7 separate regions of the Mus musculus genome follow, and regions 1, 3, 4, 5, 6 and 7 are each linked to region 2. The links are chromatin loops, found by intact Hi-C in ENCODE. Cell type or tissue: heart. All regions are shown on one strand.

What was found. Hi-C counts contacts between places; a loop is a spot of excess contacts. Peaks named below come from ENCODE experiments on the same cell type or tissue, not always from the same donor. Only the 100,000 strongest peaks of a DNase experiment are listed, where the experiment ranks them.
Region 1: a loop joins it to region 2, with 4 times the contacts of the local background. A loop is called at or near these places in 14 of 42 quality-filtered maps.
Region 3: it touches region 2 in a loop (1.8-fold over the local background); 4 of 42 quality-filtered maps call a loop at or near these places.
Region 4: it touches region 2 in a loop (1.9-fold over the local background); 3 of 42 quality-filtered maps call a loop at or near these places.
Region 5: a loop joins it to region 2, with 2.0 times the contacts of the local background. A loop is called at or near these places in 14 of 42 quality-filtered maps.
Region 6: a loop joins it to region 2, with 1.9 times the contacts of the local background. A loop is called at or near these places in 4 of 42 quality-filtered maps.
Region 7: a loop joins it to region 2, with 1.8 times the contacts of the local background. A loop is called at or near these places in 5 of 42 quality-filtered maps.

What each region holds. Positions count from the first base shown.
Region 1 is chr9:62,038,575-62,042,574 of GRCm38, reverse strand. No RefSeq gene overlaps it. Among named protein-coding and RNA genes, the nearest start is that of Paqr5, 14 kb to the right of the region's middle. In heart, a CTCF peak has its summit at 2,204 (motif pointing left); a DNase peak (open chromatin) is centred at 2,194; H3K4me3 peaks cover 202 bases; H3K27me3 peaks cover 434 bases.
Region 2 is chr9:62,119,796-62,123,795 of GRCm38, reverse strand. It overlaps Glce (glucuronyl C5-epimerase), which reads left to right and starts at 1,187. Exons shown (of 5, transcript NM_033320.5): 1 at 1,187-1,311. Mir5133 (microRNA 5133) reads left to right here and starts at 1,202; the gene lies at 1,202-1,278. In heart, a CTCF peak has its summit at 1,877 (motif pointing right); a DNase peak (open chromatin) is centred at 1,005; H3K4me3 peaks cover 2,776 bases; H3K27ac peaks cover 2,187 bases.
Region 3 is chr9:62,346,245-62,350,244 of GRCm38, reverse strand. The region is part of intron 1 of Anp32a (acidic (leucine-rich) nuclear phosphoprotein 32 family, member A); the gene reads right to left. Among named protein-coding and RNA genes, the nearest start is that of Gm20346, 3.6 kb to the right of the region's middle. In heart, a CTCF peak has its summit at 2,382 (motif pointing left); a DNase peak (open chromatin) is centred at 2,004; H3K4me3 peaks cover 1,106 bases; H3K27ac peaks cover 3,004 bases.
Region 4 is chr9:62,195,265-62,199,264 of GRCm38, reverse strand. No RefSeq gene overlaps it. Among named protein-coding and RNA genes, the nearest start is that of Gm35227, 31 kb to the right of the region's middle. In heart, no CTCF peak of the experiment used is centred here; no DNase peak of the experiment used is centred here.
Region 5 is chr9:62,052,205-62,056,204 of GRCm38, reverse strand. No RefSeq gene overlaps it. Among named protein-coding and RNA genes, the nearest start is that of Paqr5, 27 kb to the right of the region's middle. In heart, a CTCF peak has its summit at 2,173 (motif pointing left); no DNase peak of the experiment used is centred here.
Region 6 is chr9:62,203,770-62,207,769 of GRCm38, reverse strand. No RefSeq gene overlaps it. Among named protein-coding and RNA genes, the nearest start is that of A730043L09Rik, 38 kb to the left of the region's middle. In heart, no CTCF peak of the experiment used is centred here; a DNase peak (open chromatin) is centred at 2,289.
Region 7 is chr9:61,963,746-61,967,745 of GRCm38, reverse strand. Paqr5 (progestin and adipoQ receptor family member V) reads left to right here. Exons shown (of 8, transcript NM_028748.2): 6 at 3,922-4,000. Among named protein-coding and RNA genes, the nearest start is that of Gm35152, 11 kb to the left of the region's middle. In heart, a CTCF peak has its summit at 1,947 (motif pointing left); DNase peaks (open chromatin) are centred at 235, 1,605 and 2,075; H3K27me3 peaks cover 476 bases.

The DNA.
Region 1 (4,000 bases), 81 kb after region 2:
AATTCAGCTCAGGGAGGCTAGCATGTATGTTTGTCATGCTTAGCCTCAGCAGTGAACTTCATAAACCTAGAGTCATCTGGGAAGTAGGACTTTCACCTGGGGAACTGTCCAGATCAAAGTGACCTTGACTGCTACTTGATGTGGGAAGGCCCAACTGCCCACTGTGGGTGGTTCTATTCCTAGGTCAGTGGTCTTGGGCTGATAAGAGAGAAGGCCAGAGGAACAAGCAGTAAACAACAGTTCTCCATGACCTCTGCTTCGGTCCCTGGACTTTCATAATTGCCCTTCCCTCGTGATCTCTATTTGTACTCATTTTCAGTGATCCAAAGAGTCAGAAAATACTTATTTGTGAGGCCAACGAGATAGTTCAGCTGGTAAAAGTGTTTGGCAAGCAAGCCTGACAACCTACATTTCATCCCTAGAACCCATTAAAAATGAAAGGTAGGTGCTGCTGTGATAATTTTTGGTTTCTTTAAAAATCAAGTTATGTGGATGTTTTTGTTTCAATCCCAGGTGTGGGATAAGAGGCTGCTTCTCGGCGGGTATTTATGATTTGCCTCGTGCACTAGCAGGAGCTGATTTTGCCAGCTGCAGATAGTTTAATCAGGGGGTGGGGGTGGCGAGGGGGGTGGGAATCCGAAGATAGTATAAATGGGAGAGCCTGAGAGGGCCTGGGGTTGCTGCTGTTGCTGCTCCCAGTTGTTCTTGATGCAGTGTGATGAGAAGATTTGAGCTTGCCCTAAGGAACTCAATGTCCCTAATTGAGGAAGCAATCAAAAGAGGTCTACATTCCCTCTCTCTCTAACCTTCTCTCTCTCTTGTTGGGAGATTGGAAGGGATGGGGTGGAGTAAACATTGGAACAGAGGAAGGGTTTATAAGAACCCAATAAAACAGCTAAAATCAAATTCACCAACAAGGTGCAGGGCTGAAGAGATGACTCCATGATTAAGAACGCTAGCTGCTCTCAGAGGACCCATGTTTGGTACCCAAACCACCTGTAAGGCCAGATCCAGGGCATCTGATGCCCTCTTCTAACCTCCTTGGACACCAGGCACATGAGTGGTGTTCAGATCATACATGCAGCTGAAAAGCTCATACACACAAAATAAGTGATTAAAAAGAAAAGGCTAGATGTGGTAGTGTCCATCTATAATCCCAGCACCCACAGTGAGGTGGGGGTGGAAACAGGAAGACTGCCTGGAAGCTGACTGGCCACCTGGTCTGGGCTACTCTACAGTGGAAATAAGAGAGAGCCTGTCTCTACACAGTGGAAGAAGATAGCTAATTCCTAAGAGTTGCCCTCCCACCTCCACAGGCATACGCCCACGCACACACTCACCCCAGATGTATATACATATTTAAAAAAAATAAAATTTGCTATACTCAGAATAGAACATTTAAATGCACTTTCATCATGGAAATTAAATCAGGTGTAAAAATTCTTTAGAAATGGTATGTGGAAATGATTTTTTTCCTGAGTTATTGAAGCATATCTTAGCCAGATGTGGTGGTGCATGCCTTTAATCACAGCATTCAGGAGGCAAAGGCAGGCAGATCTCTGAGTTGTTTACAGAGCAAGTTCCAGGCCAGCCAGGAGTACACAGACAAACTTTGTCTCAATCAAACAAACAAACAAAGTAAATAAATAATAAGTATCTGTTGGATGGAAATGGAAAAAATTCTAATTATCTGTAGTAAATGTCAAAACTTGAAATAAAAAAATATTTAAATCTGAGCTTCCCAATTTAACTTTTAGAAATTGGTTAAAATTTAGCAAATATTTTATATAAATGAAATAACTGCAGTTGTAACAGTGAGCTGCCCTGTCGCCTCTAAGATACTTTCCCTAATTCCTGGTCACATGTGTCTTCAGTGTAGCAGTAACCATTAGCATTTGCCTGCTTCTTGATCTAACAGTCTAAAGAAGAGGGACTGCTGTGTTTTGAATTGTTTTAGGGTGGAAGGGAAAGCAAGAGCTTGGGAGTTGGGGGTGGTCTCTACTCTGCGGGTCAGTTCTGGATTTGATCTGTCTCACCCTAGCAAAAGTGCTGAGGGCAGGGTCCTAACTCAACGGAGTGGAGTTGGAAGACCGCTTCAAATCAGGCCAGAGGTTTCTGAGTCAATCTGGAGCTGAAGGCTGGAGAGTTTGGAGCCCTGGAAAACGCAGTAGCAGAGCGACTGTGTGAGCCGTCACGAGGGCGCCACCTGCAGGGCAGTGGAGGCTCAGCGGAGCTAAGTGGGAGAACGGAGGCGTCACTCGGAGGATGCTGGGGGAAGCACAGAAACGAGGGTGCTTCCTTGCTCTCCTCATCAACTGATCAGCTCTTTTTCCTCCTTCTTTCCTATGGCGGAGCAGAGGGAAGTTCTTTCCAGCGTCTTGCCGCAGACACCTCATTCCGTGGAGACGCAGAACAAGCCAATGCCTCTCCAAGATTTTTTTTTTTTAAAGGCAGCCCTGGCTAGCCTGGAAATCACTATGGAGACCAGTCTGGCTTCACTACAATCCTCCTGCCTCTGCCTCCCAAATGCTGGAATTAAAGGCACGTGTCACCACGCTCAGCTCAAGTTTCAGTTTCTTTACACTTTTTCAGATTTGACATAAATATTTTCAAACATACCCACATTAGTTTCGTAAATTATTGCAGTGTCTCAAGAGAGGGAAAATTACATAGCTGAGTCTTTACAACCCGATATCATTCAGTCTGCCACCTAGAACTTGTCATCCCGGGGCCCTGTCCAGGGCTTTCCGTGTTTAGGATTCCCTCCTTGCCACTTTCCAGGGGCCACGACTGTCTTCAGCGCTCTGGCAGCCGGGCTGTCTCTAAGCTCTCCCCCTCCACCTTTGCAGCCCTTTTCTGATGAAAGACTCGAGGACTCCTTTCATCCCCCTTTCTTCTCAACCTCATTCCACCCCCGTGGGAGCTTATTCATGTCTGTGGCATCAGGAACGGCACCTAGGATTCACTCGTCAATGTGGCTGCAGGTGCTCACTGGCTGTATGTGGTGAGACTCCGTTTCAGACCTGGGGACCCTACCAAAGCCAAGGTCCTGCTTCCAGGGACCTGTCATTCTCTGAGAGGAGCTAGGCAGTGAACATGTGAACCTGCAATTTAACAAGTTAACTCCCGAGTCTGTGTGTGAACAGGACTGGGAGACAGCTGTGAGTGTGGGGGAGTTGGAAGCCCAACACGGTTTGTTGTGGTGGCCGCAGGGCCTCAGCATCTCAGGGGCCTGTTAGAAGAACAGCTTCCCTGCCAGCTCACACCTACTAAATAAAAACCTTTGTACTTAGAGGCCAGCATGTAGTTTTCACTTCCCTCAAGGGGACTCTGCCAGGGTCTCCAAAGAGCCTTTCCAGGTAAAGGCCTGCTTATCTTGATATCAGTGGGTATCACAAATTGCCACAAATATAGTGACCTAAAATAATATGAATTCATTCTTTTCTTGTCCTGAGGCTCAGAAGCCTAGAATCGGCTTCACTATGCTCAACTCAGATGCCTACAGAATTGAGTCCTTTCAAAGCTCTGGAGAGACACCACTGGCTGGCCTCTCAAGCTCTAAGAGACACCCTTAGGGCCTGACTACATCTATCTAACCCCCACTTGTCGCTAGATCGATTGCTCTGACTCTAATCCTGCCTGGTCACTTCTGATTCTACCCTGGAATCCAATATAACTTTTCCAGCAACCCTACATTAAGATCCTTGGGCTGAGGATGTAGCTCTGTTGGTAGAATGGCTATCTAGCATCCACAAAGCCGTAGGTTCCATCCCCAGCACTACACAAATGAGGCTTGATGCTGCATCCTAAATACCTGAATGTGCGAGACAGAAGCAGGAGAATCATAAATTCAAAGTCATCTATAGCTATACAGGGCATTCATTCAAGGCCATCCTGGGCTATATAAGACCCTGCCTTAAGTACACACACACATACGTACATACACACACACATGCACGCACACATACTTTTACTTTGATTCTGGGGATCAATGTGCAAC
Region 2 (4,000 bases):
TGTGTTCTGGGGATAAAGGGGCTAAAAAATTGATAATGGGGGTGGGGGTGGGGGTGGGGGAGCTGACTGAGTCTGGGCCTGGCTGAGGTCCAGTGCACAAGGGCAGGAGTTAACCTTGAGAAAGAGTAAGGCTACTTTTTGTGTTGGGCAAGGGAGACTAGGGGAAGATGAAGGAAAGCTACAGGGCAGGCATAATAATGAGTGAAGGGACTTAAATGTGAGGGGGGAATGGGAAAGGCTAGGAAAGCCCAGTTTCTGAAGCCAGTACAGATAAGCACCACAGTTTCCATTCCTTCCTTTTAGATTTATTGAATGCTCTATACCCTACCTGTGCTAAACATTACTGGGCCCTATGGTCTGTAAAGATACAAGTTCTCGGGTTTGTTAGGTTAGCACTCGTTTGAGATTTCGTTCTTCATCTTTGTGGAAGACTTTAAGTAGAACGCACAAATGAATTAGAAAGGTCCTTTGTTGGACCAGATAAACTGGGTTGGAGCTTAAAGCACCCGTGACGATATCATCGCCGTTTGAAATAAAAACGGAAGAGAGTCCGAAATGGGAGAAAGCTACACTAAAGGAGGAGACCGAAGTGAGTAAAGTGAGGCTGTAAGTCTTCAGGCTGGCAGATGGGACCTCCCTGTTCACTTCAGAGAGCAGTGAAAACGCACGGACAGCTCTTCGGTTTAAGCACTATTTAGTTCAGCTTCTCCGCTAAGTGTCTCTACGGCGGCCGAAGAGGACCAAACTTTGCCCAAACCACGTCATCTAAAGTACCTCTGCAACTGCCCAGGTAGCAAACTGACATCGGGTCAGCAACACCTTCGCCCGCAATTTATTGATGATAGGCGGGGAGAATTAGCTCTACTCTTTTGCAATTGGTCACAGGAGAATGCGAGTCCCGCCTTCTGCGCTGCCACCGTTGATTGGTTTTTTGGAACTGTCATTCGAGGACTCTCCGCCCCCTCATCATAGCTCCTCCCCTTAATATGGCCCCTCCTCTTGGTGACCCCGCCTTCTACACCGAATCTAACAGGCTGACGGAGCTGCCATTCGAAGAGCCTCCGTCCCGCCCTCTCCTCCCCGGCATGGCCTCGCCCCTTACCGTGGCTGGGATCTCGCGGGAAGAGCCGCGGGCACGGCGGCGGCTCGGCTCCCCAGTAGCGCGCCGAGCGGGCGGGCTCTCCTCACACGAGCGCTTCCTCGCCGAGAGGCTGGAGCTGCGGCAGCGCAGGCCTGGGCCGCCGTGTCTCTGCCGCTCGCTTCAGTTTTCCTCAGGGCTCTGGGGGCCGCTCGTCCGCCGACGCGCCTCAGGTGAGGGAGCTCGTCGTGTCGTGGCTGAGGGGCGGCCGTGGCAAGTGGGCTCGCGACGGGGGCGGCTCCCGGGGATGCGCGGCGTTCCGAGTGCGGGGATCTTGGGTGACGCGGCGGGGGCTGGGGTCTCGGGGCTTCTTTGGCTTTGGAGTGGGGGTGGGTGGCTGCCCAGGCGGTCCCGGGTCTCTAGGGTCGCGGGAGCGCGTCCTGTGTCCTGCCTGAGAGCCCGGGTGCTGGCATAGCGCGGTTCTGGGACTTGGAGACCATTTCTGGCGATCCCGTGCAGTTGAGGGGCTTGGGATACAGTTTAGCCTTGTCCGGAGGGCACGGGGAGACCTATGAGCGGAGAGGGGTCCGCTTGGCATTCCTGGGGTAAAGCAGGAGGATGTCAGGGTTCCAGAGACTTGGGTTTGTTTAAGGTCGCCATGGGGTGATAAGACGATGCCCGTGTCCCTCCCGGGAAGGAACGGACTGGGTGGGTGTGGGTGGGGGCGGGAAGCGTGCATGGGGAGACCAACATTTGTATTGGGGTTTCTGCTTCGCCCAGAGGGGGGCGGTAACTGTGCGTGATGGTCCCCATTCTTTTTCGGGGCGACAAGGAGGGTGATTTTGCCGTGTGGGCGCGGCTCAGCGGTCTCTGGGTCTCCAGGGGTGCCAGACCCGGTTTCAGGAGCCACCCCATGGCACTGCTTGTGGCTTTCGGTATCTGACGGTCTCGATCTGGTCTCTCTCTCTTTCTCGATGAGATTTAACTCAGTGCTTCTTCGTTGGACGCTTGATCGGGGCAGTTGCCTAGTTGGAGACACAGTGGGCTTGTTCTGCAGTTTTCTTTTCTTTGCCCCAGGATACCTTTGGGGACGCGCTGGTGTCGCCGGAGCTCTGATCTCCGGAGGAGAGGAGAGGAGCGATACCAGACTTGAGCATGTTGTCTGGAATACCTGACTGTTGAGTGAGGGTTTAGATCTGAGGGTAGGGCGGCTGTGCGATTTGGGCTTTCTGTTTTAGGTAGTGTTTGATGGTCTTGCATGGTTAAATCTGTCCTGAATTTGCCTGGGTGTTAGGTAGTGCCAAGAAGCATCCTTTCTAAAGGTTTTGTGGAAGAGGGGTAATTAAAAACAAAAGTGTAGCATATTATGTATGTATGTCTCAAGTCCAGATTTCTACAAAAGCGTCATTGGCAACCTGTTAATGATGCCCTATTGAGCTTCTTTAGAGAATTCTGGTACATCAGTTTTTACCGTGGTTTGAATCTTACAGAGTTCTTGAAGACTCTGCCAGACTTAGGTGGAACTTAAAATGACTTATAGGTATCTGCCTGTGAGTGGTTTAAAAACGTGTGTCAGAATGTCTGTACATTTGCCTGAGAATTCTCCTGGTTAGGCAGTCTAATGTCACTTTAGTCTAAGGAAACATTGCTGAGGTGCTTGTAAACAGAAAATATGATATAAGCAGGCAAATTGAAGTATCTTTGCTTTGTCAGTCTTTTTCTTGTCAGTTTTTTTTAAAGATAATTTCTTCTGTCTTTTTAATTAGAAAGATTGGGGACAAGTTACTAAAGCTTTGAATTTTGCAATCATGTAAAAACAAACAAAGGAATGTACTGCAGTGCTAATTTGGGCTTTGGGGCTGGGTATTAGGTTAGTTTTCATTTTCTCACACCTAAGTATGGGATCATCTTTTATGATCATCAAAACTGATCAATTGAGCAAATATTTGGTTGAAACCAAAGCCCAAAAACTCAGTTTGAAAGACAAATGACAAAGTAGCCAAATTTCAGAAGCTTCAATCTCAATCTCTCTCTCTCTCTCTCCTCTCTCCCTCTCTTCCAGACCCTCTCTCTTCTCTCTCTCTCCCTCTCTCCCTCCATCCCTACCTCCCAAGGCTTTCAAACTTCAAAATAAGCATAGACTAACCCATCAGCAAAGGCAGGATCATCTGTTAGGCGTCATGATGCTATGATTGCAGTAATGCCTCCTATGTCAAGAAGGAAGCAACAGATAAATAAAACCATGATGACATTTCAGTGCTGATGAGGAAAACAGTGTCCTTGGGAATCAGCATTTCTTTTCCTTAAATAATCCCGAGTTATGATTAACATCTGTTGAGATAACCGGAAGCTGAGCTCTATACCTGCAAAATTATTTTTTCAAAAATTAAATTCTGATCAGTAGAGTTTGAACATTAATTAAATGTTGCCTCTTTGAAAAATGTTTTTTGTGATGTAAGCATGAAGAAAATCTGTAGAAACACAAATGGAACTTAACCATGTTTGCAGGTGTACTTAGGAGGGGAATGGATGGTAGAGAGCTGTCTGACTTTAAACTTTAATAGTCCTTGAATTCATTTCAGTGAGCAATGTTGCTCGAAAGAACATTAGATAAATCCAGAAATAAAAACATTTTCTACACTGCAAGCTTGTGAACTATACAGTATTTGCAGGCCTTTGTCAGTGTTGCTACATTTGCCTGTTTGTACTAATGAAAAACAAAAGTCTTTCCATTACCTAAACAATATGGGAGGTACATGGACAAGTGAGGTGGGGAGCACAACATGATAAAAAATGTACAGCTAAATGTTAAACACTTGAAAGATACTGGGTATTTGATTATATAGAAAGTATTTGTGTGTGTGTGCCTGCACACTGACCAGAAAGATTTTTTTATTCTTTGGTCAAACATAGGCACATTTA
Region 3 (4,000 bases), 230 kb before region 2:
TCTAGGAGCATGGCACCCATGCAAATGCACAGGCAAACACACACACACACACACACACACACACACACACACACACACACACACACACACACACTGCAGGGAAAGGACTTCCTAGGAAACCAGGAGATAGGCATTTCTTACGGAAGCTGCCGCAGGCTGGGAGAAGGTGAAGGACCAGGAGGCGATCTGAGAGAATGCCTGAAGCAGCAGATGTGCAGTGAAAAAGGAGCTTCCAGAGAGAGGGCAGTGGATAGAGTGGATAGGCATCGACCTCTACAGAAACCCTGGTGGGAAGGCAGTGCAGAGCCAAGGGCTGGGCTGCTCTGCACTGCTGCAGCTGATCCCGAACAGACAGTGGCATCTGGATGCCATCTCCAGATTCAAACCTCCTTTCCTACAGAAACAAGTACCACTTTAATGTCAGCCTTTGTGTGTGTGTGTGTGTGTGTATGTATGTATGTATGTGTGTGTGTGTATACACACACGTGCAACAACAGGTGCTGGTCCTTCAATTCCTCCTTTTTTGAGACAGGCCCTGTTGATTTTCTGTTGCCCGCAGCAACCTTCCGGAGTTTGCCTAGCCTCTTGTCTGGAGCCCCGGATTCCAGCTGCCCACGTCGCATCTCCACACCTCCAGCTTTTATGTGGGTTTTGAGGATCTGAACTCAGGTCAAGGCCGCGTGGCAAGTGTTTTTACCACTGAGCCACCTCACAAGCCTCACTTTCTCTTTTTAAGCGCCTGCCAGCTCGCACACTCTAGCACATCGGCAGTGACGCATCTGGTGCCTGAGACTGTTGGTGGTGACAGCCTCACTTTGGAGACCCCAGTCCACACTGTGAGGCAACTCGCCAGGACTGGGAGTGAGAGACAGGCACGTACCAGGCACCGCTCTCTAAAACGCTCTGACTCAGTAAAAGAAAGTGTGGGTGCTCTTCATAGTGCACAGCAGGAGGGGCTAGGGGACGCGGTAGCAAGGAGAACTGGTGTAGCCAATAACTGCAGGCACCATGGAGAATACACACTTAAGCTAATGGCTACTTTTACCATGAGGTTGTCTGGGGTAGACCAGAGAGCAGCTGGAGACCAGAGGACCCAGCAGTGAGCTGCCATGAAATTGGGAAATTGGGAAAAGCCCTGTTGTGTTGCTGCACACACTACACAAGGCTCGGGAGGGCAAGCTCCAGCCCCACACCAAAAGGCAAAACCGTGGAAGGAAGCTTAATCTCCAACCTTTAATATTTTCCAAACGGTAATAGAGTGAAATCAACTTATGAGTCTGAGCTATCATATTTTTCAATGAATCAAAAGTGTTCACGTTTTAAAAAATAATATGCATGTGCTGAGCAACGGTGTGAATCCTGTTACTAGTGGGTTCAAAAAATCTGAACACCACTGGGCTTGAATTCAGCACCCTCGGGTTATTTATTTGGACAGGGTCACATGTAGCACAGGCTAACCTTGAACTTGATATGGAGCAGAGAATGACCTTCAACTTCTCCCTCCTCCACCCCCCCCCCAGGTGCTGGGATTGCAGTAAGTGCTGGCATTACATCTGCCTTACAAAGTACAAAAAACAGAACCTAGGGCTCTGTATGTTCTAGATAAGAACTCTAGTAATTGTGTTACTACAATTACTACAACTACAACAGTCACTACAACCCCAGCCCGACCCCCCTCCCACTCCATTTTAGACGACAAGGAGAGAAGCTGAACACCTTGTCCAACTCAAGTTAATGACCAAGCTGAGAAGTGCGTCCAAGTCTTTAATGGTTCTTCTCAATAATTTCCTCACTAAACCAGACTCTCAAAATGCAAATACCTCTGGGAGAAAGGCAGGGACTGCAATCCACGCTGGAGTAAGTAAGTGATCAAGTAGGCTCATCGTTTAGACCTACTGCCTGGAGCCAGTTTGGTAAAGAAAATGGTAGACTGGGCGTGTCAGGGGTGAGGGGAGTTGCACAGAACAGAGTAAAAACAAGATCAGTTTGAAGGGACCTCCCGGAAGGTGCTGTGGAGCACCGCAGAGGACAGGGCGTGAAGAAAGATACCGGTGTCACTGGGACACGTGGTTCTATACTAGGAGGCAGTTTCCAGGTCTGGAATTGGACGTGTTGAGGCCATGGGTGTTTTGCTCACATGGCTTCAACCAATTCTATCACTGAAATGTTCTGAATAACTACCTCCGGTCCAGTCAGGAGCCCTCTCTTTAACTCAGTATTTGTTGTATAATTATATGCCAATGTAATATAAGACTCAAGTCAGGGGCTGGAGAGATGGCTCAGAGGTTAAGAGCACGGACTGCTCTTCCAGAGGTCCTGAGTTCAATTCCCAGCAACCACATGGTGGCTCACAACCATCTGTAATGGGGGTCTGATGCCCTCTTCTGGTGTGTCTGAAGACAGTGACAGTGTACTCATATACATAAAATAAAAATAAATATATCTAAAAAATTTTTAAAAATCAATATGTTTAAAAAAAAAACTCAAGTCTGGTTCATGTTTTTCTTCTTACCTGTCTATGGGAAGCAGGTGCTGAGCACCGATGGAGAGTAGGTCCCAAGAGACACAGCCTAAAAGGGGATGCTCCAAGGAAAACACCCTTTTAGACACCGTAGCAATGAGCTGCTTCTCTCAGGTCAGAATTCAGGCCAGAATGCTAGGCCAAGTTCATTCCATCAGACCCCCACCACAGCCACTCAGCAACAAGCCCTGGGCTCCGACATAGAAGGGAGAGAGGAGAGGAGAGCAGACAGCTGGCAGACAGCTCCTGCCTGGCTCTTCAGAGTGGTGAGTTAGTACTGAGTCAGGCACCTCTCCCACAGTGCTGCACGGATGATGCCTAACTGCACCAGTCCCAAGTAAGTCACCTTGAGAGGCCGCTAATGTGGCCCCAGCCCAGGGAGGGGACAGGGTCTGACACTGCTGCCGGGAACTTCACGTTCCACACACTTCTGCTTAGTGGCCCAAGCATTAAGAGGCAATTAGACAAAGGTTTTGAACCCAAAGCCATTTCTGCTTTGCTATGTGCTGTCTTCCCCCCCCCCCCCCAGCAGCAGGCCTGGGACGGAGGTGCCAGGGTGACCTGGGGACTGTGGTGATATGTCCTGACCCTCACTAGTCACTAGGTATACAGCAAGCAGCTTTGCAAACTTCAGTAGCCCTGGACTTAAATTTCCTCCTCTCTACCTCTGAGACAGAGAGGACTGCTCCATAGGGAGCCAGGAATGAGAACAACTTCTCATGAAGGCCTGTGAACGGGAGCCCATTTCTATGAGGATCAAAAGTTGTTTAATCGCATATTCAGAAGGTCTTGGAAAATTCACAGTGCACCATCAAATGTAGGACTTGCCACATTCCTAAAAGAACAAAGCACAGGACCCCAGGGACCTCCCCTGCCTGCTAAACAAAGAGAACTAACTTTCCAGGTAGTAAACTTCAAGAAGCAAAATTGAGAACATAACACAGGTGCTTTTATAACAAAAGGATACACATCTCCCTCTTAATTCTTTTATTGATCAAGTTCAAAATAAGTACAATTTTTTTTCTCATTAATACAACTTTGTTAACTCGACGAGCGAGATTTGTAGGGAGGAGGATCATTCAAAGGTTCGCTCCCAGATTCCCAAATCTCTTAGTGGTTAGACATACAAACTGTTTTCAACTCAGCAGCATAAAGAGCGAACCATGGTGACCTGGTACTAAGCCCACACCCAGGGGGTGGAGCCCAGACATTTGCATTTTACCGGTTCCCTGGATGATCTGGTAATATAGGTCATGTATGGGCCTTGGTCAACTACAGAACCTGCATTCTCTCCTGTCCACAGACTACCTTGGGAGGCTGACTCTGAGTCCTAAGTGATCCATCCACAGAACAGAGAGGTTGGCTATCTTTAAGGAACTTCAGGCAGGGTTAGGTGAGTGGCTCTAGGCAGTATTACTAGCATGGCTACATCCCAACACTGAGGTCCTGTCTATTCTATCCTGAGATTGTTTTTTCTTT
Region 4 (4,000 bases), 75 kb before region 2:
TCGGCATGAACAGGATCAGGTTAGAAAAGGGGTCTAGGACTCTACCCCAGCTGAGTCCAGGCCTCTCCCCACCCCAGCCAGTGTTTCGGGGATTTGCAGAAGCGGTGTCATCAGGGTCAGGTCCTGTAGGTGTCCTGCTGACAACCCTCAGCAACTTCTCTCTCTCTCTCTCTCTCTCTCTCTCTCTCTCTCTCTCTCTCTCCCCTCTCCCTCTTTGTGTGTGAGAAAGTGTTTGCAATTTGCAAATATTTAGAGCCTTACCACCCCGAGTGAGATGACCACCCCTCTCAGGGTACAGTCCTTACCTCAAGTAGGCTCCGTCTCTGGTTGAGAGGAGCTACACCCCTTCATCTTGTCTCAAGGTATTTCTATTATCCCTCCATTCCTGCCTCTCTCAGGTAATCCAGCATAATGAGCTTGCACAAAACAAAAGCCAGGAAGGGGAGGAGATATCTTTTGGGGTGCCTGGCAACCGCAGCCTGAAAGCTACATCTCTTCTTGAGAACAGAACTCAGGGGATGTCCACCTGGGGATGTAGTGTCTGCAGGAGGAAGAGTGCAGGGGTAGAGAGAAAGCTTACTCCTCCAGCCCCACAGTGCAACCCTAACCTCACACTCTGTCACCCTGTCACCCACAGCCTTCAACATGCGCATGCGCATGCACAATGGAGACTGATACCCGGGCAGACAGAGCTGTGTATTCACTGGGTTCATTTTGACCTCAGGTTGGGGCCTAGCACACACAGTAGGTACTCAGCCAAGTGTTTAAAGAGGATGAAAAAGAGGGAAGGAGGAAAGCGGGGGGGGGGGGGCAGTTTTTGTTTTTGTTTTTGTTTTTCTGTTTTCTAGTTCATCTTTCGGTTTCTCCCAGCTGAAGGAAGAGGGGAAGAGCCTCTCTCCAGAAGGGCTTCCCAGGCCAGAGAGAGAGGAAAGCCATCAGTACCACTGAGCTCTGGCGATGACAGCTTCATCTTTTCTTGGGGATTTCCAGGCTGTGACAATACACATGAGGTGTAAAAATAATTATAATTTTTTTTCTCCCCAGCCACTTAGGTCCCCCCAATGGTGACTCTGAGATGAAATATTTATTAGTAAATGCCTAGGCCATATCTTTGACTTATTCCCTGACTAGCTTTTACCTTACTTAAACTAGTCTAATCTTCAGTCGTGGTCCACTTCACTTCTTCCTTCCAGTTTCCTTAGCATCTCCCCAGCGTCTCCCTGAGTTCATCTTCCTGCTGGTATACATCGGTCTCCTCAGCCCATCTCACAAAGGTCTCTCGTTTATACTCTTACAATTTCTCAGAATCCTCTCACTTCCTGATAGTGACCCACCTCCTATTTCCTACCTCAGCATATTGGCTATCAGCTTCTTTATTGATAGGTAATTCTTCTAAGATAGTCTCTCTACACAGAGAAAACAACTGGAGAGAACAAGGACTTATTCAAGCTCACAGTCCTCAGGCTTCAGTCCTTGGTCACAGGCTCCATATTCTGGGCTGTGCTAAGGTAGAACATTACAGTTCACAGACTGGTGCCAAAGCTGCTCTCGCATGGTGACAAGGCGCCAACAGACACAAGGGGCTGAAGGCACAGTACATGTGCTGGCTAGTTTTATGTCAACTTGGCACAAGCTAGAGTCACAGGAGAGGAGGGAGCCTCAGTTGAGGAAATGCCTCAGTAAGAATGGGCTATAGGCAGCCCTGAATGGTATTTTCTTAATTAGTGATTGATGGGGGAGAACCCAGGCCATGGTGCCATGTGGGAGGGCCTAGTCTATTGGGGGTGGAGCCATCCCTGGGCTGGAGGTTCAGGGTTCTATAAGAAAGGAGACATGAGCAAGCCAGTAAGCTGCACCCCTCCATGGCCTCTGCATCAGCTCCAGTCTCCAGGTTCCTGCCCTGGGTTTGATTCCTGTCCTGACTTCCTTCTTTGATGAATAATGATATGGAAGAGTAAGCCAAATAAACCCTTTCCTTGCCAAGTTGCATTGGTCATGATGTTTCATTATAGCAATAGAAATCTAACCAGGCCGGGGGTGGGGGGTGGCGCACGCCTTTAATCCCAGCACTTGGGAGGCAGAGGCAGGCAGATTTCTGAGTTCGAGGCCAGCCTGGTCTACAGAGTGAGTTCCAGGACAGCCAGGACTACACAGAGAAACCCTGTCTCAAACAAACAAACAAACAAACAAACAAACAAAACAACAACAACAACAACAACAACAGAAATCTAACCAGGACAGTACACACCACCTCCTGCATCAGCCCTACTTCCTCCTTTCCACTACTTCCCAGTAGTCTGTCTTCTCATGACTTCTCTAAGGGACTGATCCATGGATGACATCAGAGTCTTTATGCTCTAACTACTTCTCCCCAAACTCCACCTCTGACGAGTGTTTTGGAAATCAAGCTTTCGGCATATGAAAAGTGTGTGTGCATAAAATTTTAAACAAAATACAAATGTTTAATTTTTTCAAAACTTAACTGTTTATAATTTATTTTGATGAAAATAAATTATAGACAACCTTTAACATCTGTAATTATCTTCATATAACCATAACAGTGCTTCCAAAAGACTGTTTTTTTAATCTCTTCATTTTTTTCTTTTTCTTTTTAAAAATTGGTTATTTTATTTATTTACATTTCAAATGTTATTCCCCCTTCCCAGTTTCCTTTCCATTAACACCCTATCCCCTCCCCCTGCTTCTACAAGGGTGCTCCCCCCCCCACCCCCCCACCCACCCGCTCCCACCTCAGTGCCCTAGCTTTCCCCTACATGAGTCATGGAGACTCAACAGGACAAAAGGCCCTCAAAAGACATTTTGTAAGGATATTAATTTCACAAGACAATGTTTCAAAAAACAGGGCAGCGTGAAGAACCTTAGTCTGAAGCATTTGTCCCAGTGTTGAGGGGGGCATTGTTCTTTATCAAATTAACTGTGCTTTTGTTAAAAAAAAAAAAAAAGGCTTTTAATGAGTGGCAGTTACTTCTTGACCATTTCAGTGATTTCTTGAATCCAAAACAAAACCTGTGTATTTATTTATTTATTTATTTATTTATTTATTTATTTATGTTTATTAGATATTTTCTTTATATACGTTTCAAATTTCCCTATACCCTCCCTCCGCCCTGCTCCCCTATCCCCCACTCCCACTTCTTGGCCCTGGGGCATATAAAGTTTGCAAGACCAAGGGGCCTCTCTTCCCAATGATGGCCGACTAGGCCATCTTCTGATTCATATGCAGCTAGAGATATGAGCTCTGGGGGTACTGGTTAGTTTATATTGTTGTTCCACCTATAGAGTTACAGGCCCCTTCAGCTCCTTGGGTACTTTCTCTAGCTTCTCCATTCGGGGCCCTGTGTTCCATCTTATAGATGACTGTGAGCATCCACTTCTGTATTTGCTAAAAACCTGTGTATTCTTTGCAGACATCATTTGCTGCCCTTCCTTCCACCGCCGTGGAATGATTCACATTCTCAATTCAACAGCTTTACTGGGAGCTTGCACTTTCTGTCAGCACAGGAACTCTTGGGAGACATTTCATATCTAAGCCATAAACGGAACTGATAAAGAATTTCTATATGCAAAAGGACTTCTCTAAATCACCAGACAAAACCAATAAATACGTAGGGAAAATATTCAGAACTGCCATTCTACCAAGGATGGTCCAACTGACAAAGGAGCACATGAAAAGATGCCTGACCCCTTCATCATCAGATTAGCACTACACAGAACGGCTAAAATCACAGCCGGACACCATCAAGTGCTGGGGTGAGGGGGGACTATGGACCTACTGAACCTCTCCTACACTGCTGCTGAAATGGTAAATGGGTACAGTCCCTCTGTAAAAACAGAAGTGTCACGAAAGCTGAATATGGTCACCTTCATTAACTGGAATCTGGGTGTATAACTAACAAGTTTGTTTCTGCATCTGCCAAGAAGTCACATGCAGGAATATTCGTAGCTGGGCTCCTTGTAGAACTCACAAACTAGAAACCAC
Region 5 (4,000 bases), 68 kb after region 2:
AATTCGCATTCGCATTCTCAATGCCAGAAATGAGAACTCTATAAAATCAAGTCGTAGCTAGAATCCATTGCTTTGGAGGTTGCTTTTCCCTCTTTCTGTCTTCTTCCCATGTCCCCACGTGGTTGTCTGTGTTGTCCTACTCTCATAAGGAAACTAGTCCCACTGGATTAAGGACTAGTCCTATGACCCTGTTTTTATATGTATCTCCACATACAGTCGTATTTTGATATGTTGAGACTTAAGACTTCAACATGCCAATTTGGGGGCAAGATGTCACAATTCAATCCATAATATCCATAATAACCGCTCTTCACACAGAGCACAGAGTGATCATTTGATAACCACTGGAATTCCCAACTCAGGTGCTTATAAAACACAAATGGGGCAGAGGTTTTTTTTATTTTTTTACATCTAGACCAAAGTTTCCACCCCCTCCTCTCCTTCCAGTCCTTCCCTCCAATCCCCCGCTGCCCCCACCCACTCCTCCTTCGTTTCTCTTCAGAAAAGGGCAGGTCTCCCATGGATATCAACCAGCAGTCGTATATCAAGTTGCAGCAAGAGGAGGCATCTCCTTTCCTATTAGGCTAGATGAGGCAGCGCAGTAGAATGGAAGGGTCCCAAAGGCAGGCAAGAGTCAAGAGTCAGTTCCAGCTCCCATCGCTAAGAAGACCAAGTTATATCACTGTGACATAAATGCAGAGGGCCTAGGACAGCCTCATGCAGGCTCCCTGGTTGGCAGTTCAGTCTATGTAAGCCCCTAACGGTTCAGGTTAGTTGATTCTGTTGGTTTTTTTCTGGTTTCTTTGATCCCTCTGGCTCCTACAAATCTTTCCTCCTCTAATGCAGGATCCCCCAAGCTCTGCCTGGATCTCTGCTTCTTTTCTATCAGTTACTGGATGAAGCCTCTTTGATGACAATTGGGCTGTGAAAATACCATTAGGCATCATTTCATGGACTTTTTTTTTTCTTTAACCAGTCATGTTTGACTTTATCCTGTATCTGTAGGCTATCCAGCCTCAGGTTCCTGGCCCTCCAGGCAGTATCAGGGTAGGCTCCTTCTCTTGGCCTGGGTCTCAAGCTGGACCAGCCATTGATTGGCTACTCTCACAATTTCTGCACCACCTTCTAGGCAGGGCAAATTGTAAATCTAAGGTTTTGTGGCTGGGTTGGATACATGCCTGGTTACAGGATATGGCCAGTTCAGGCTCCCTATACCTATTGCTAGGAGTCTTAGGGTCACCCTCAGAGTTTCCATAGAGTTTGTCCCAGAGATGCCCCCCCACCCCTGATTCCAGTTGTCTCTCTCAGTGCTCTCTACCTCTATCCTCCCCATACCTGATCCCTCCTGTTCCATCCCCAGTCACTTTGGAAATCAAAATGGCAGTTTCTCAGAAAACTGGGAATTGACCTACCTCAAGACTCAGCTATACCACTCCTGACAAAGGATGCTTCACTATACCACAAGGATGCTTGCTCAGCCATGTTCATAGCAGCTTTATTTGTAATAGCCAGAAACTGGAGACAACCCAGATGTCCCTCAACCAAAGAATGGATGAAGAAGATATGGTATGTCTACACAATGAAGTGTTATTCAGCTTTAAAAAAACAATGACATCAAGAGATTTGCAGGCAAATTGATGGAACTAGAAAAGATCGTTCTGAGTGAGGTAAGCCAGACCCAGAAAGACAAGCATGGTGTATACTCACTCATAAGTGGATATGAGTCATAAAAGATAACCATGCTACAATCCACAGACCTCAGAGAAACTAACGGGGGAGGTGGGGCATGAATCTCACTGTGAAGGGAAATAGAATGGACTTCTTGAGTGGATGGCAATTGGGGGGCAGTGTCTGGATGGGAGCAGGAATTCTTACTTAGGGCTCAGGCAGCAAAGCTGCATGACTCACTACCTCATCAGGAACTTTGTCTTTGATTCTATGAGTTTTAATTCTCTCATAGTACTATCCAGAAGAAAATACACTGTTCTTAAGAGGGTTGTTTTGTTTGTAAACTGAAAAGGCAAAAGTGACATTTTAAAAATATACCATCAGAGATGGCTCAGTGGTCAAGAGTACATACTGCTCTTGCAGAGGACCTGAGTTCAGTTCCCAGTACACAAGTCAGGCAGCTCAGGAACACCTGTGATTCCAGCTCTCAGGGATCTGATGCCCTCCTCTGACCTGTGAAGGCACTGCACTTACACATACTTACATGTGCTCAGGCACACATATGCACATAATTTAAACATCTTGTACTGGAGAGAAAACTCAACAGTTAAGAGCACTTCTTGCTCTTGCAGAGGACCTGAGTTCAATTCCCAGCACCCCCCATGGTGCCTCACAACCATTCTTAACTCCTAGGGAAGGTAAGCACAAGTGGTGTGCTTACATAGATCTAATATATACATATATATTCTCATATATATGTATATATATTCTCATATATATGTATATATATTAACTTTAATGAGAGAAATGTTTTGCAAAGAATTTTAGGGCTGGAGAGATGGCTCTGTGGCTAAGAGTCAGTGTTTCTCTTTCAGAACAATTCCCAGCTCACTACTGCCTGTGACTCCAGATCAAGAGGATTCCACACCTCTGGCCTTCAAGGGCATCTCCACACATATGGCATACACACACAAATTAAAACTAATATTTTTAAAATAATTTTTAAAAATATGCTAACATAAACTACTACATTTTTATTTTGAATACAGAATTTCGAGATACCCCTAAAGCCATAGAGGGGTTGAAGAGACAACTCATTCGGTAAAGCTCTTACGATGAAAGCTCTTACGATGCAAATATGATGACCTTAGTTCATATCCCAACATGCACATAATAAGCTGGACACAGTGGCCCCTGTCTCATCTCCCAACACTGGGGAGGCAGAGACTGGAGCATTCCTGGGGCTCCCTGGCCATCCAGTCTAGACAGTCATCCAACTCCAGCTTCCATGAAAGACCCTGATTCTAAAACTAAGGTTGGACATTATTGAAGAAGACACCAGTATCTGGCTTTTATACATACTTCAGGTGCATGTGTAGATACATACACACACACACACAGGACATAGATAAGTACTTGAAAATTGCAAATAGTAAGGCTATTTTTCTTCCTCTTTCTTTAACATACAATACAAATGCTTTAACAGTTGTAGGTCACCCCATGGGCCAACTGGTAGATATCCAGGATCCAGCAGCAAGATCAGCACCGCCTCCAAGCCTCTCTTTCTGACCCCAGTAGAGTAAGCACATCACCCTCTAGCATAGGGCCTTTCATGCTGCAGATATTGGAGCCACTGGTGTCTGATAAATTCCACACGCACCTGTGTGCACTGTCCCACAAACCACTCGTCCATCCTGGCACTTTGCTTACCCTGGCTAGCATGGTGGTCTGTATGTGACTCTTGTTCATGATGGCAGCAAACTAGTAGACAGTAGAATACTTTCTTAATTTTGCAATGTTTGTGTGTGTGTGTGTGTGTGTGTTGTTGTTGTTGTTGTTTAATAGCTTTTAGACAGGGCCTCACTATATTGCCCTGGCTGGCCTGGAACTCAGTGTGCTGACCAGGCTGGCCCTGAACTCAGAGAAATCAACCTTCCTTTGCTGCCTGAGTGCTGAGATTAAAGGCACACACCACCACACCTGGCTTTAATAACAATTTTTAATCCCAAGTTCTCATTTCTATAAACTGTTTCAAACAGTCAACAAGCTCGGGATAAAACGCTGATCTCCATTTTACCAGCCCATTAAGGATGTCAGGTTGAAATGGATGCGAATTTAAATGTTGTGTTGGTGATGAATTTGAATGTTTGCTGCTCCGTTTCTGGTGAAAAGAAATACATTTACCATCTGGAGCAAGTGATTGATCATTCCCATATGTAAACTGCACTTCCTGAATGTTAAGGAGCAGCCACTCAAAGTTGCTAATCCTTCTCCAGGAGTAGAAGGATTCTGCAAAAATGATAGCAGTGTGAAAAGTCATTAAGGAGGAGTA
Region 6 (4,000 bases), 84 kb before region 2:
CCAGCAATACCCTCTATGGAGGTCATAGGGATGATGTGGTTCATACCCTACAAAGTTAGGAATTGGCTACTGCAGGCCTCTCCACTCCTGTCCTCAGGCCCAGTGGCCCATGTGTATGCTAGATGCCGGGTCTTGGGTTCTCTTCCCCAGCTCTGACTGATGGGAGCAGTGGGCAGATGCTGCATCCATCCTACCTGGCTTTATTCTTCCCCCTTGATTCCTCTTAGGCTCTATTTCTTGACTTAACAGTTCCAGCCTCACCTGCCTCAATGCCTCCTACATGCAACTCTGACCACCCACAGCAACATTTGCAGGCATCCAGTATAAGCTGCTTTCAGTCAACACCATTGTGCAAAGTCCCCAGCAACTGCTAAGCTTAAAGATCTTATGATTTTACTTTAATAAGAATATTATTAGATTCTCCAGTCCTTAGGACTTTCTGCTCAAAAACTCCCAGAACTGTTGGGCCAGCAAGATACTTTAGCAGGGAAAGGCGACTGCCACCAAGTCTCACAACCTGAGTTTGATCTATTGAACCTACTTGGTGGAAAGAGAGAAGTGACTTACAAATGTTGTACTCTGACCTCCACAAACACACCTTGGTGTGTGCATACCCACTTACACATAATAAATAAATAAAATACATAAACATAACTTTAAGTGTAAAAGTAAACTCCAGAACTATGGCTCTGAAAGATCCTGACAGAATGTAAAAGGTCACAGAAGCCCTGAAATTGGCAAAATAGATTTCATTGTTAGTAGAACTAGCTCCACTGATTTAGAAAAATAGAGGTGCACAATGCTCTGGCAGCGCCTAGAACCTGTGTGTCTGCCAATGTTCTGACCGTTCCTTGAACCCAGGTGTGTGCCCACTGCTGCACCTCACTGCCAGGTGTTTGTGATATTGATTGCTGGGAAAGAGTTGGAAAATCTCCCCAGCAACCACAGTTGAGGCCAATCTGGAGTTGCTACACCTGCACCAGACTCTTTCCTTGTACCCCTCCCATACCGAGAATAGACATTGTTTAGATCTGGAAATCCCCTACTCCCCTCTTCTCCTTTCCCCCCTGAAGGCCTATAAAAACTGGGACCACTTTCCCCTCGAAGTCGACTCCTCTACCCCTGCGTGGGATATGAGTCATCCCCAGAGCTTTGGCTTTCCCCGAATAAAGCCTCATGTGGTTTGCATCAAGCTTGGTCTCTCGTGAGTTCTTGGGTGTCCCCTATTGTCCCAAGGCCTGAGCGAGGGGCTCCTCTCGGAGTCTTTCAGCTCTATCCTTTTTTAAAATGCCCTACTTTCTTTTAAAATGGTGCTTCTAAGCCGGGCAGTGGTGGCACACATCTTTAGTTTCAGCACTTGGGAGGCAGAGGCAGGTGGGACTCTGAGTTTGAGGCCAGCTTGGTAAATAGAATGAGCTCCAGGACAACCAAGGCTACTCAAACAAACCCTATCTCAAAACCAAATAGACAGACAGACAAACAAACAAATAAACAAAAGGTGCTTCTAGCTGGGGGTAGCATATGCCTTTAATCCCAGCACTTGGGCAGCAGTGGCAGGTAGATCTCTAGGTTTGAATTCTAGCATCTCAAAAAACAATCAAAATTCGAAAATGATATTCATATAAGCCAAGACATTTAGAGAATCTTAAATACTTGCAAGGGAGCTGAGGATGTACCTCAGTGGTACATCCACTGAGATGTACCGCTCAGAGGGTTTGTCTAGCTTGCTCATAGCCCTGGGTTCCCAACATCACAGAAATTGAGTTTGGTGTTGCATATGTAATCCCAGAACCTGGGATATGGAGACAGGAAGATCAGGAGTTCAAGGTCATCCTTGGCAGCATGGTGAGTGTGGAGCCAGCCTGAGCTACTAGAGACCTTGGGTTTAATAATAATAATATCATCAACAACAAAGTCTTAGGAGGATGCTTATGCTCTCATAGAAAAAAAGAGGACGCAAAATTATACAACTTCAAGCATGTAAAGGAACAAATTGTGGGGCTGGTGAGATGGCTGCTCTTCCAGAGAAGCCAGGTTCAATTCCCAGCACCCCAGGCAGATCACAACTGTTTGTAACTCCAGTTCTAGGGGATCCAACACCCTCATACAAACATACATGCAGGCAAACCGCCAATGCATGTGAAATTTACAAGGAGGATGAGAAAGAAGAGGAGAATTATTGTTCCTGGGCTGTGGGAACAAAAGGACCTAGGGGAAAAACATCTTGAGGACAAGAGGCAGCCCCGCCCTGCTCTGAGGCCCTCCCGAGACCACTCCTATTTCCCTTCCAAACAACTCAGAGCCACATGTTTTTGTAATCAAGTAAATGAAGGCTATCTTGGCTTCTAACCCGGGACTGGGGAGGTAAATATTGTCTTGAGGTCACAAGGTCAGAGTGTCTTTTCACAGGAAGCTGAGCTATGAGGGCAGTTAGAAAAAGAATATTAATTTCTTATGTGGTCAAGTGGTGTTTCTGAGACTGTATTTTTCCTGGAAGGAATTAGTCTTTGGATAGAGATATGTACTTTATTCCAGATACACACGCTGTTGGGCAAAGCAGCTGTAGTTTAAGGGGAAGTGTTCCCCACACTGCACCCCAACAACCCCCACCCCCAGCCCTGTACCTCTCCTTGGATAAACATGCTGGTGTACAGTGTAGTACAGTGGTGGCTGAGAGTGGTAGAGGAGAGATGTGACCATTTCATTGCTGGGAAAAAGAGAAGATGGCTGGAGGGAGGATAGGGGGAGGGAGTTTTCGGAGGGGAAGCCAGGAAAGAGGATAACATTTGAAATGTAAATAAAGAAAATATCCAATAAAGTAAAAAAAAAAAAAAAAAAAAAAAAAGATGGCTTCGGGGTTTCTCACTAGTTTAGAAAGATATATCTTTTCCTAGAAGAGGGTAAGATAAGTAAGTGTCTGCAGAGAAAGAGGCGAAGAGCCACAGAATAGCCAGGAAGAGACAAGGGAAGACTGAAACAGAACCACAATTCAGTCCCAGGTGAAATCAAGTCTTTGGATCTCCTTTAGTGTGGGGAGAAACCTGTGCTGACTGGCTTTAAATGTCAACTTGCTATAGTCTGGAGTCACCTGGAAAAAGAGTCTTGATTGAGGAATTATTGAGACCTGAGGCCTGTGGACATGCCTATAAGGGACTATGGTTTGTGAATTGTCCCCAGCCCACTGTAGGCAGCGCTATTCCCTACACTGTGCCTAGTGACGAAAGCCAGCAGGCAGCATGGGTGTGTTCACTTCTTCCTGCTCTTGACTTTGGGTATGATGTGACTACCTGCTTGAGTTCCTGCCTAGACTTTCCTGAAATGACGGTGGCAGCCTATACTTGTCAGGCGTTTAACCCTTTCTTTCCCTTATTGCTTTCTGTCACAACATTTGTTACAGCAATGGAGTATCTCTCCTTTTAGGTCACAGGTCGTTGTAGGCTTTCCAGATTTCTCTGTGGCTCAATAGAGCACCCTCGAAGAGAGCCACAACCTTAGGGTGCAAATGAATACCTGGAGGTAGTAATTTTCTGGCTCACCTTCCCCAGAAGGCTCCCAGAACAAACCTGTCTCAGGAGTTTCAAATGTATATGATTAGAAAAAAAGACAGGCCAGAAATAGCTACCACGTTAACACAGGCTTTATATGTGAGCATCATAACTTAGTGTTGGCTTTCTGAATGGCCAATTTTTTTTTTTTTTTTTTTTTTTTTTTTTTAGGAATAAGATAAATGCTATTTTTATACTCAAAGGGGGAAAACATCACGTGGCTAGCTGGTCAGGAGAGTATAAGGCTAGAGGTTTCAGAGTTTCAGAGATTATAAGGCTAGAGGTTTCAGAGTAAGCTGCTGGAAGCCAATTGACAGGGCTGGGTACACAATAGCAAAGAACACAGAAGCCTTCCGAGCTCATCCAGTCCATCCCCCTGCCGTTTGGGAGGCATATTGAATGAGATGCAGTATCTGATCCCACTGTGTCAGTGCTGCCCCTCGGAATGGAATTTC
Region 7 (4,000 bases), 160 kb after region 2:
GATTCTCAGTCATATGCAGAGGATGCCTGCACAGGCATGGACAGGGAGAGGTCCTCAGAACCAGGCTGTCCTCCTCTCACAGGGATGGGTGGGAATGGCATCTCTAGGTGCACTGATGAAGGGCATTCAAGCGTGGCCACGAGTCATGCCAGCTCTCCGTGCACTGATGGGTGATGAAGAGCCTTCAGGCGTGGCCGTGAGTCATGCCAGCTCCCTGTCTCTAATCCTGTTACTCCTTTTCCTTTCATGCAAGATTCTGTGGGGCGGAGTGTGAGCCGCGTTGTCATGGGAGTATCTGTGCTAGTTGACACTGCTCTTTGCAGAAGTGGCCTGCCTGAAAGCACAGGCTTCCTCGGTTGCTTAGGAAACCTTCCAGGTGACTGTAGCCAGGTGACAGCCCTATCTACATAGTGCTAAGAAGTGGCAGGCCAGGAGAGGTACTAGGGTTGCATGTGTGTCCTCTGTACCCCCAACTGTACTGTCCCCTCTCCAGGGAGAAGCAGGCATAGTAAGGGCTTCCTCTTTGGTATGGTCTTGGTTCTAGTTTGCTCTGAGTGACACCCAGGTTGTGGGGAACCTGCCAAATTGTGTCTTTCTTTCTTTTTATGGGGGGGGGGGGTAAGATTTTTCTGCAGCATCCGATAGGTTTACCCAGGTTTTCCTCCTTTTGCCGGAATTTTTGGGAAGGACTAGAGGCAGGCATAGTTTGCTCTCCCTGGGAGTCAAAGTGTCTTGCTTGGTGTGCCCCACTGAATTTTCTGTAGCATCATCCCTGGGGAACTGCTCTCTCATATTCTTGGAAGATGCGGAAAGACTCTCTGATTTTCTTGGAAATCACAGAATTCCATGAAAGCTGGATGGAGCTTGAATCTACCTGTAGAGCCAGGAAATAAAGTCTCTGCTCCTGGATCACTGGGTCCTTCTAATTCCAGGAGGCGTTAAACTGTGTAGTATACAGCGTCTGTGCCATGGTGAAGCGAGGTGAATACTTGGTCAGAGGCATATTCACAGCACAGAGGTGCAGTGTGCCTGGGTGGCCTTTCCTCTGGCTGCCTGGGCTCCTGGGTAGACCCTGCATCTGGTCTTTGGGTCAGTTATTGTCCCTATGTAGTTGGTCCCTTAGCTCCTCATGGCTCTGGTATTCAGAACTGGGGGCCAGAGAGAGCAAATGTTGTGCTTAGTAGGGGTAGAGATGGCGCATGGGTGTGAAAGATGCAGTCCCTACGATCTGTGGGTCAAGACTTCTTTCCCAAGAGCACAGAGTGCAGCCTATTGGGATGTTTGCAGCCTTTTAAATTAAGTTTTTAAAGCTCCTGGCTACCTGTTACCACCAGGATACATTGCTTTATTCTAGTCCAGAGTTCCCCCACACCCCACCCTGACCATGCAGGTCCACGGTGGATGCTGTATATTTAGCATGCCTGCAGTATTTGGATGAAGACATGTGGCACAGACCCAGGAATGTCTTGTGACCCCATGTTTGGGGCTTCCTCTCCTTGACAACGACGTACTTTGTTTCTGCTGATCCTGAGAGTACATCTGGGCTACTGTGCCCATTCACCTAACCAACATTCCTCAAAGGCTGCCTGGGCTCTGGGACCCATGTGAAAAGTCTGGCACTGTGGGTGGAGTAAGGTTGTGCCCTCAGAGGGTTCCAGGAATAGGAAAGGCGCGCGCGCACACACACACACACACACACACACACACACACACACACACACACACACACAGCTTACTGCTCTATGGAGCAGGACAGAGAGCAAGAGAAGCAGGTCATGTCAGTGGCTCAATGGCACTCATTTAGACACACAGGTTGTCTTAGGATTACTGACTCAATGGGCAGAGTTCTCAGTCCTCAGGCCTGTAAACCAGCTGTGCTTGGCAGTGCTTTGGAGGCATCTTGGGCCAGGGCTGCTACCTCCAGGAATCTCTGGCTGTGGTGACATCCTGTGGCTAGATGTGGAATTGCACCTTGGGAGTGGCCCCCCCTCTTCTGTGGTTTGGATTTTTTTTTTTTGCCTCTGTTTCTATTTTGCTTCTTCTACTTTTTGTCCCCTGCAGACCCAGCTTTGCTGCTGGAGAGGCTGATTCATTTGCCTCCTGGGGAAGTACTTTTTCAGGCCTGGTGACAAGTCACAGGAAACCATGCTTTGGGGCACAGCCCTCCACAAGTCAGAGCCCGATTTTCTTTGCGTGTAAGTGGCCAGCCACAAGGAGCACTCTTTTAGGAGTAAGCCCGGCCCAGGCACTGCAGATACATAACCGCACTGCTGTGGTTGGACAGCTTCTGCTGGGGTTATGGGCCCCTGGGGGAAGAAAGACTGAGGCTGGGCCTGGCAGGGGCAGGCAGGGGCACTTGGGCCAAATCCTAGCTGTGTCTGTTCTCAGCTCCTCCTTAGACCCTCCACCCAGAACCTGTCCTCTCTTGCTCTTACCTTCTGCTCCAACATAGCTGTGATGAGAGGGGAGGGGTTTGTTTTCATAGCAACTGTTTAGTAGCTGGGCTGTGTGTGACTCTAAGGGCCGTGGTGCCTCTTTTCTTCAAGTCCTTATAACAACACTATGAGGGAGGGACAGGTCAGACACAGCTTTAGAGGCAACCTGCCAGGGCAGCGCGATCCTGATGTGTCCAGCCTGTACTGGAATCTGGGGTGTCCCTGTGGAGCCACAGTGCATCCGCCTCTTCCCCAGTGTTGTAGTGTAATCATGAAGGTAATTGGGTTTGGTTTTTGTTTGTTTCATTTATTTATTTATGTATATGAGTACACTGTAGCCACTTTCAGACATACCAGAAGAGGGCATCATATTCCATTACAGATGGTTGCGAGCCACCATGTGATTGCTGGGAATTAAACTCAGGACCTTTGGAAGAGTAGTCAATGCTCTTAACCACTGAGCCATCTCTACAGCCCTTGTTTTGGTTTTTGAACTCAGGGTCTCCTATAGACGAGGCTGACTTCAAATTCACGATATAAAATATATTTAAAATGACCTTGAGGAGTCTGAAGAGATGGCACTCATATAAATAAAATAAATCTTTTTTAAAAATGACCGTGAACTTCTGATCCACCTGCCTTGACCTCTGAGTGTTGGACTCACAGGCAAGTGTCACCATGTCTGGCTTATGAGCACCGAGGATGGAATCCAAGGCTTCCTGCATGCTATCCTGGTACTCTACTAGCTGAGCTACATCTACAGCCCCAGAGCTGCAGTTTTGTATGGGGTCTCCCTGCTAAATCCTGACCTCCTGGTAGCCAGCCTGAGTGTCTGTACTGCTGAAGGTCTAAAGCTATTGCCCCTCTCTAGGTCCCCAGTGGTGACCAGTCTAGAAAGTTCCTGTCTCTTGCTTCTAAACAGTAAGCGCAATGGATTCCTTTTGGATTCTGTCTTTGCATTGGAGGGTAGTGGGACAGCTTGGGGAAGAGGGAAAGACAGACCCTCTGCATAGTCACTCTCCCCAGGCCGGTGTTCTTGTGCATGGCATAAATATTTTAGAAACTCCTCTGGATTATCCAGCACCTCCTTGAATCCAGGTCTTTGTGTGGCCATCACCTGGGTGGTTCCAGTTGCTTGGGTTCATCTCTGTTTCTGTAGAATGTGAGACCTGGGGTTTGTGCTTGAGGCCACTTCCTGTCTCTGTGGTGTCCACCTTCTAAAACTTCTCTGCTGTTTGATCCCCTCTGTCCTCATCCTGGTTTGCCTACCATTACGTTTCATGTTCTTAGAGCAAGTTTCTCCTTCTTCGCTGAGGTCTTGTCATTTCCACCAGTGTAGGAGGGATGAGAAAGGCTCGTGAGAAGCTGTGGTCCATGGTCCTAGTCCATGCATGACTGTACAGTATGTGAAAGTACTTGTCCTCTGTTGATGACCCGTGGGCATATGTGTGAGGTCCTGAAAAGCTTCCATCCTCCCTGGCTGCAGGTTTCTTGAACTCCAGAAGCCCCGGCTCTGCAAGCTACTCCGGGTCCTGGCCTTCGCCTACCCCTACACTTGGGACTCA